Linked DNA regions of Homo sapiens: all the other regions are linked to region 1. Evidence: chromatin loops called from intact Hi-C (ENCODE). Cell type or tissue: A673. All regions are shown on one strand.

The links. Hi-C counts contacts between places; a loop is a spot of excess contacts. Peaks named below come from ENCODE experiments on the same cell type or tissue, not always from the same donor. Only the 100,000 strongest peaks of a DNase experiment are listed, where the experiment ranks them.
Region 2: it touches region 1 in a loop (6-fold over the local background); 25 of 110 quality-filtered maps call a loop at or near these places.
Region 3: it touches region 1 in a loop (5-fold over the local background); 16 of 110 quality-filtered maps call a loop at or near these places.

The regions. Positions count from the first base shown.
Region 1 is chr5:133,942,997-133,945,496 of GRCh38, reverse strand. The region is part of intron 3 of LOC105379182 (a long non-coding RNA gene); the gene reads left to right. Among named protein-coding and RNA genes, the nearest start is that of C5orf15, 24 kb to the left of the region's middle. In A673, a CTCF peak has its summit at 1,021 (motif pointing right); a DNase peak (open chromatin) is centred at 1,056; H3K27ac peaks cover 551 bases.
Region 2 is chr5:133,110,417-133,112,916 of GRCh38, reverse strand. LOC105379178 (a long non-coding RNA gene) reads left to right here. Exons shown (of 3, transcript XR_948792.2): 3 at 1,402-1,849. Among named protein-coding and RNA genes, the nearest start is that of HSPA4, 60 kb to the right of the region's middle. In A673, a CTCF peak has its summit at 1,537 (motif pointing left); a DNase peak (open chromatin) is centred at 1,506.
Region 3 is chr5:133,551,963-133,554,462 of GRCh38, reverse strand. The region is part of intron 3 of FSTL4 (follistatin like 4); the gene reads left to right. Among named protein-coding and RNA genes, the nearest start is that of FSTL4, 59 kb to the left of the region's middle. RefSeq lists a silencer at 1,345-1,424. In A673, a CTCF peak has its summit at 1,359 (motif pointing left); a DNase peak (open chromatin) is centred at 1,332; H3K27me3 peaks cover 218 bases.

The DNA of each region.
Region 1 (2,500 bases):
ATGGTGAAACCCCATCTCTACTAAAAATACAAAAAATTAGTCAGGTGCGGTGGTGGGTGCCTATAATCCCAGCTACTTGGGAAGCTGAGGCTGGAGAATCGCTTTAACCCGGGAGGCGGAGGTTGCAGTGAGCAGAGATCGGGCCACTGCACTCCAGCCTGGGTGACGGAGTGTGACTCTGTCTCAAACAAACAAACAAACGAAAAGATACATGAATAAGTAGGGAAAATTCATGAAGGTGTGGCCAGTATTGGATAAATGTATCCAAAGCTTTCTGATGGACCAGATTTTAAGAAAAGGATTTTCCTGGTACATAAACTGCTCAGAGCCTCCAAGAGTTTGATTCTTTCCTTCCAGCTCTCCTGGCACAGCCAGAGGAGGGTTTTGTGTGATTGGCCCTTGAAACATTATTACAATCACTTTGTGGCCTCCTTCAGCTTATTTTTAATTACAAGGTCTATTGCATTTTTAAATTATTAACTCTGACAATTACTTATCTTGGCATTTTCTTATCTCGATGAAAATGAAAACAGCAAGGTCATGTTAGCTCACTTGAGGTTTCGGTCTGCTGCAGCTTAAATTGAGCTGAATAGATCAGCAAATGTTTGCAGTGCGGGGACCAGCTGAGGTTGCAGAGGGTCTGCTCAGGGAACACGGGCAGAAAGAACTTGGCAACACAGAGGCTAGTTCAAGGGCGTTTGGGGCCCAGGTGATCGGAGCCCGTCTGTGGAAGTGGGAGGTGCCCTTGTAGGTGATGATGGCCCATAAGCAGCTTCTTCCCCTCAAGAGCTCTGCGTACATCTCCCCTGGGATAGACAGCCAGAGGCAGAGCCCAGAAGGCGATAGCGACCCTCTGCCTCACAGTAACTTCTTTCTCTGATCTTCTGTGGTGGTCCTCACTCTATGACAACAACAGCAACTAAACGATAACAATAAGTGACTGTTACTGAGTGCTTACTGTGTGTCTAATACCTTGCCCACGACACTTGGCAAATATCCATGGATGCTGGGCACTGCAGGCCCTCATCGCCATGCTGCCTTCTGTCCAGCAGGGGGTAGTGTGACTACACCATAAAGGGGACCTCCTTCTTTACCTGGGTTCTCAGGAAAAAGCATCTTCGAGTTTCTGCTGGATGCTGGAAGGATGCTTCTGGCAGTAAGTCCAAATCTCCGACAGTGAGGGCAAAAGAAAGCATGATTATCGGCCAGGCGCGGTGGCTCACGCCTGTAATCTCAGCACTTTGGGAGGCTGAGGTGGGTGGATCACCTGAGGTCAGGAGTTCGAGACCAGCCTGACCAACATGGTGAAATCCTGTCTCTACTAAAAATACAAAAATTAGCCAGGTGTGGTGGAGCATGCCTGTAATCCCAGCTACTTGGGAGGCTAAGGCAGGAGAATTGGTTGAACCTGGGAGGCAGAGGTTGCAGTGAGCTGAGATCATACCACTGCACTCTAGCCTGGGCGACAGTGCAAGACTCCGTCTCAAAAAATAAATAAATAAATAAATAAATAAAAATAAATAAAATAAAAATAAATTAAGAAGAAAAGAAAGTACGATTGTCATAACTCCCCCAATCTCAGGGCACCTGCAGGTCCATTAGTCCCAACCTGAAGTCCTTTGTTGTTCAGTCCCCAGCTCCACTGACTCCTCCAAGGGCAAAGGGCAGGCATGAACTTGGAGAAATGGCTTCGGCCTCAGTGGACAATGCTGGTACCACGGTAGGGTCCTTGGCAACATGCCTCCTTAGAGATACACAGACGGTTCCTCAACCTGAGAGCCATTTGGTGGGAAGTACAGATGGGGTGCACCCATCCCCAGATGTGTTATATGCATTAGCTAATGGGCACTGCTGTTGAGAGACTGCTTGGCCATTTGGGGCAGCTGGCTCAGAAGGCACGTCCCTCGGATGTCTGCAGCTTCTCAGCCAGAAACCCGTGAAAAAGTTCCATCTTTCCCATAGGCTGGGAGCCAGTCACACCCTGGGTATAATGCCGAAGGAGAAGGGAGCAAGACTGCTGGTGGGACATGGTTGTCCCACAGCAAGACTGTTGGTGGGACAGGGCTCCGACTGCCCTGGCCCTCTGCAGAGCCTCCTGAGTAGGTAAGGTAGTGGCTGGCTCTCTGCTCTGGATGATTTCTGTTGACCCAGTTCTGGGAGTGGTTTCATGGCTTGGGGAAGAGCCAAGAACTTCACAGAAAGGACTACACAGAAATTCGTGACAGCCCCAGGGCCTGCTTGGGACTCTGAGGGCTGAATTTTTTTTTTTTAAATCTTGGGGAGAGAGTTTTGGTTATGGTCCCCAGCAAAGACAGCCTGGGAGATTTCTTCTACCAGCCTCCGTGAGGAGTTCAGATCCTGGGTCCCTCAGCACAGTCCACATCTGAGGCTGTAGCTGTGATGAACTTAAAAATCAATGCTGCCGCCCAACCCCTTGGCTTCAGAAGTGCCCTTGGTTCAAATGTTCAAAGCAGCCCTGAGTTATCTTCGCGGCTTCTCC
Region 2 (2,500 bases), 830 kb after region 1:
GGTCTCAAACCCCTGACCTCAGGCAATCCACCTGCCTCAGCCTCCCAAAGTGCTGGGATTATAGCATGAGCCACCACACCCGGCCTTCTTGTCTCTTTTATGCCATGCATATTTGGCCTCTCCACCACAAGTTAGGCAAGGAAATAAAACTGGGCCTCAGGAGCCTCACACGGAGCCCAGGCATTCTGAAGCTCTTCCTCACTTTTCTACAGCAGATGTCCAGGATTCAGAGGCAAATCGCTGCTTTCTAGGAGTCTCTACCCACAGCTACAGAACTCCACCTTGAACAGGGGTCAGTGTGTTGTTCCTGCTCCTTGCTGAAGCTACTAATAGGATCACACGAGGCTGAGTCCATTGGACTGGCTCAAGTCAAAAGGAAAGAGGGACCTCCGTTCCTCCATCCAGGTGGGATGGATTCACGTGTCACCCCAGGGGCAGGAAGCAGCACTCCCTCCCCATCCGGGGACTATGACCATGTCACACGGGAGGGCGGTACATCTTTGGTTCTTAGGTTGACTTTCTACCTTGTTCCTCTGGAGCCTGGGCTCCTGGTGGGGTAAGGACAAGAAAGGCCAGGAGGCTATGGTAACTCGGACTACTTATGTCTGGGTCAGCTACTCTGCACTTTAAAGGGCAAGTTGCACACCTGTTGTGAGCAATACCTTTGTTCTTCCTGTCTTCAGTGCCTTCCGCATGCATCATCTCACATGCCGGACAGGCCTGGTGTTACCCCCGTTTTACAGGCGAAGGAACTGAGGCTCCTATAGGTTGTCTTTCTCAGTCAAAGCACAGTCCATGATAGGCATCTCCTGGGAACTTGATAGAAATGGACTCTTCGCCGGGCATGGTGGCTCACACCTGTAATCCCAGCCCTTTGGGAGGCCAAGGCAGGTGTATCACGAGGTCAGGAATTCAAGACCAGCCTGGCCAAGATGGTGAAACCCCATCCCTACTAAAACTACAAAAATTAGCCGGGCGTGGTGGCAGGCACCTGTAATCCCAGCTACTTGGTAGCCTGAGGCAGGAGAATCGCTTGAACCCGGGCAGCAGAGGTTGCAGTGAGCTGAGCTCGCGCCACTGCACTCCAGCCTGGGTGACAGAGTGAGACTCCATCAAAAAAAAAAAAGAAAGAAAGAAAAGAAAAAAAATGGACTCTTCAGCCCCACTCTGACCTGCTGAATCAGAATCTGCATTTTAGCAAGATCCCCAGGTATACTGAGAAGCACTGGGCTGGGATCTACCTGAGGTCTGGGAGCAGTCCAAGATTCTTCTTTTTAACAGTGATGTCATACTTTGGGTGGTAAGGACCTAAGAGATTAGTAGCAAAAGGCCTACTTTCTTGCTTGAGCCCCTGCTTGCTAGCTTGAGGACTCTGTTAAACCATACTTATTTTGCTTTTAGCTACCCAGAAGGAGAGGAGGTGGCCGTCTGTGTTCTCCAAACTTCTGGGACTCCTCAAGGAGTGAAGTCTGATCTACGCACGGAACCAACCACCACGGCAAAGGAAGAGCGATGGCGCCCCCATGTGGCAACACAAGCACTGCGATTTCACACAAGACCAAATCAGAATTGGCCGGAGGGGAACGTCAGATTCTTAGGGAGTGTTACTCCAACTAATGCTACACTCAGGGCGACTTCTTGGAAGGCAAAAGCCCCATAGTCTAGCCATACAACTTTCCAGAAAAGTAGCACTCTTCAAAACAGCTGGCATTAAAATTCTTGGCTCTGCCATCCACCCGTTCTGTGAGACTCTTTCCTCATCCCCAAAAATGGAAGGTCTGATGACTTCAAAAAGAGTTTTACCGTTTTTCCCCTCATTGAAAATAATAGAAAACAGTAAAATACTGCATTTCTGCCTTCAAGTATTCACTGAGCGCCTTCTCCATTCCCTGCTTCTTGCCGGGCTGCACGGAGGCAGCTGTAACCCAGGCAGAGTCCCTCCTTCAGTTGTGGGATGTAGAAGACAAGGACAGGACCAGTCACAGAGGAAAGACCTTCACTCATGCTGCGGCCTCCTTTACCACTGCATGGGCCCTTTCAACTTTCCTAACCCAGACAGCTCACCGGCTCCTCATGGCAGCCTTACACGGGTCCTACAAAGCTCCCCACTGGCACTCCTGAAAGGTACCCTATAACTGGAACCATCCTTTTGTGGAATATATACTGACCCAGCTCATCCTTAGAAATCCTTTGCTGGGATTTACATCCTGGAAGCTGGGCCACTGACTGGTCTTCCAAGACCATCTGTTTCCAGCTTTCTCTTCTGCAAGCATTAGCTGAGTCTAATTTAAATAATAGATATTTTAAAATACATTTTAAAGTTCATGTAGAAAAAAAAATGGGAGACCTCCAGTATGTGGTGAGTAAAGGTCTGCTTACTTGTGATAAAGTACTTGCAGTGCTTTCTCTCCCTCAACTGATCCAGGACTCCAAATCTAATAGTCCATCTCGCCCTTGAAGGATGTAAACCCAGACACACTAGTGAACAGGCCCGATAAAA
Region 3 (2,500 bases), 390 kb after region 1:
AAATGTAAATGCTGTTTGACATCTATTAGCTCAATGCTCATCCATTGCTGACAGCAGGATCCATTAGGACGCGAGTGTCATGGATCAGAGACATTTGAAATATAGCGAGAAACATGCTACCCGCAGCAGAGGCCCATGTAGATGACTTGAGAGAGCACTAGATGTGCCCACCACTGTGGTCCAGGCACCTCCCCCCCATCTCCCCAGGCTCTCTGTCTGGATTTCCCAAAGGTCAGCTGCGTAGCCAGTCTTCACGACTGCACTCTGTCCACCAAGCAGCCTGCCTGAATGCTGGGCATGGCGGTGACCATTCCCTCCTTGCAAGGTCGGGCTTGCTTCTAGTCTCTACCATTCATGGAATCATCCAAATGATCCAACTCCAGATCAAAGGCCCCACAGGGTCACCCCTTATTTGTATAGATGAGGTAGGCTTGAACAGGTACAGTGACGTGCCTGAGGTCCCAGGGGGCTAGTGAGTAGCAGAGGAGGGATTTGGGGCTCTAAGCCAGTGCTCTTAGTTCTCAGGGCTCTCTGGGTTGTTTTTCTTGCTTCCTTTCCTTGCCTCCCACCCCTGAGTCCAGGTTCTCCCTTCTCTGTAGGGTGGCACAGTGTCCAACATATCCCAGAGACTTAGCCGCCATATCCTAGTGATGGGGGTCCTGGCTAACTGAGTTTTCTAGTTAAGTTCTATGTTTTGACTTTCGTTTAAGTTATTTCTAAGTGTTTTGTTTTCCTGCCTTAGGGGATCGGAGATTATATGGGAGGGGGCACATGATGACAACTGTTGTTATTAAAGCCTCCACCATATGCCATATGCTATGCTAAGTTCACTTATTTTAACACTCACAATAGTCCAATGTAGCCAGATAGTGTGATATTCTGTTTTAGAAATGAGAAGACACAGCTTTGAAAGGATTTGTGATTTGGTTTGCTGGGCGTTTCAGTAAGTTGGTGACTTATTTATTGACCTCACTGTACCTAAATATTCATTCCTTTGTGGTGGGATGTCCCTGTGTCTTGCTACTGTAGCTTTGCTAGGACCCTTGTCCTGAGGACTCTCAGCTCTAAGGCAAGTCTGCAAGGTCACTTCTAAATGGACAGTCCTTGAAAAGCTTAGGAAGAGCAGGCGCATCCATAGCTGTGCTTGATGGGAGGGGAACATGTGGAGGACAGAGGGAAATGGAAAAGAAACGTCCGAGACAAGACACTGAGAAGATGCTGCCATGCCTCGGAAAAGAGGGGAAGATGCTGGTCCAGGCTATTAGTCTTGGACAAGCCTAGGCTTCCTCCCTCTTGATACAGACTGTGGGTTCCGGGTACCGCGGGACTCACCCTCTCTCCCGCGCCCCCTGGAGGTCAGAGGGAGAGTTACGTTTTCCAGGCCCAGAGACCTGATGGCAAGAGACTAAGTAGCCGCTGCAGTTGGAGCACAGGGAACCGCAGGACCAGGAGACTTTACCCAGAGGTCGCTTGCCCTGAACCCTACAGTTGAGAATTCTGTGGCTCTTCTACCATGTGCAAGTGTCCAGAAAAGACTTGCACACATATATCTCTCCTATCTGCTGCTAATTCTTAGAACACCCACTGTTAGGGCTTCATCCCCTGTTTCTTTATGAATACCCCCAAAGTCACGTTGGGTCCTGAAAGAACAGCTGAACTTTCGTTGAGCCACATCATCTCCTACCTGGAAACTCACCAAGCCTGTCTGCCTCTTCATAAGAAAAGTAAGACAGGTTTCTCCTAAGACCCTTGAGCCCGATTTCTGTTCCATATTTGTTTCATATGACAGGTCTCAAACTGGTGGCTCGTGGGCCAGATTCAGCCTGCAGCCATATTTTGATTTATACCATCTTGGCCTGCAGAGGTTTTTTGTAAACATAAAAATATTTCAATATGAATGAGTTGCCATCGTTTGAAAATAAGGGCATTTTACCAACAGATTCAAATATCCAAATATACAGATGATCTTGGAAAGCAAAATGCTTTGATAACCCTGGGCCCACATGACCTCATGGCAGCAACAGGCTTGGGTGAGAGCAGCCGTGTCTCTGAAGGGAATACATGCTCTCCTGCTTTTCCACAGTCCTCACCACTCCCTAGTGCATTCCTCATAGCGAGACTAAGTGTGTTAGATACAGTTCTGTAGAATAAATATGACCAAGTAGAAATTCCAGAAGACCCATGCTCCTTAAATTACTTGTGTGGCCTCCATAGACATTTGAGTTTTCAATCCCTGTTTTGTACTAAGGTATAGAACTTGTTAATTATGGACCAGTAGAGTCAGATGTCAGTAAGGAGATGGGGGAGAGAGGAAAGTGGAGGGCAGGAGGGAAGGTGGGGAAAATTAGAGTAAAGGCTGAAGCAACCCTTTACCTCCTCAGCCCTCCTTGAATGTCTCTAATGATGCTGGTGTCTAGAAGTGGGTCCTTGCTTTAGGCAGTTAAATCTTCCATCATTCTATCTTATTTTTTGATATTTGTGCCTTAATCTATAAATATTC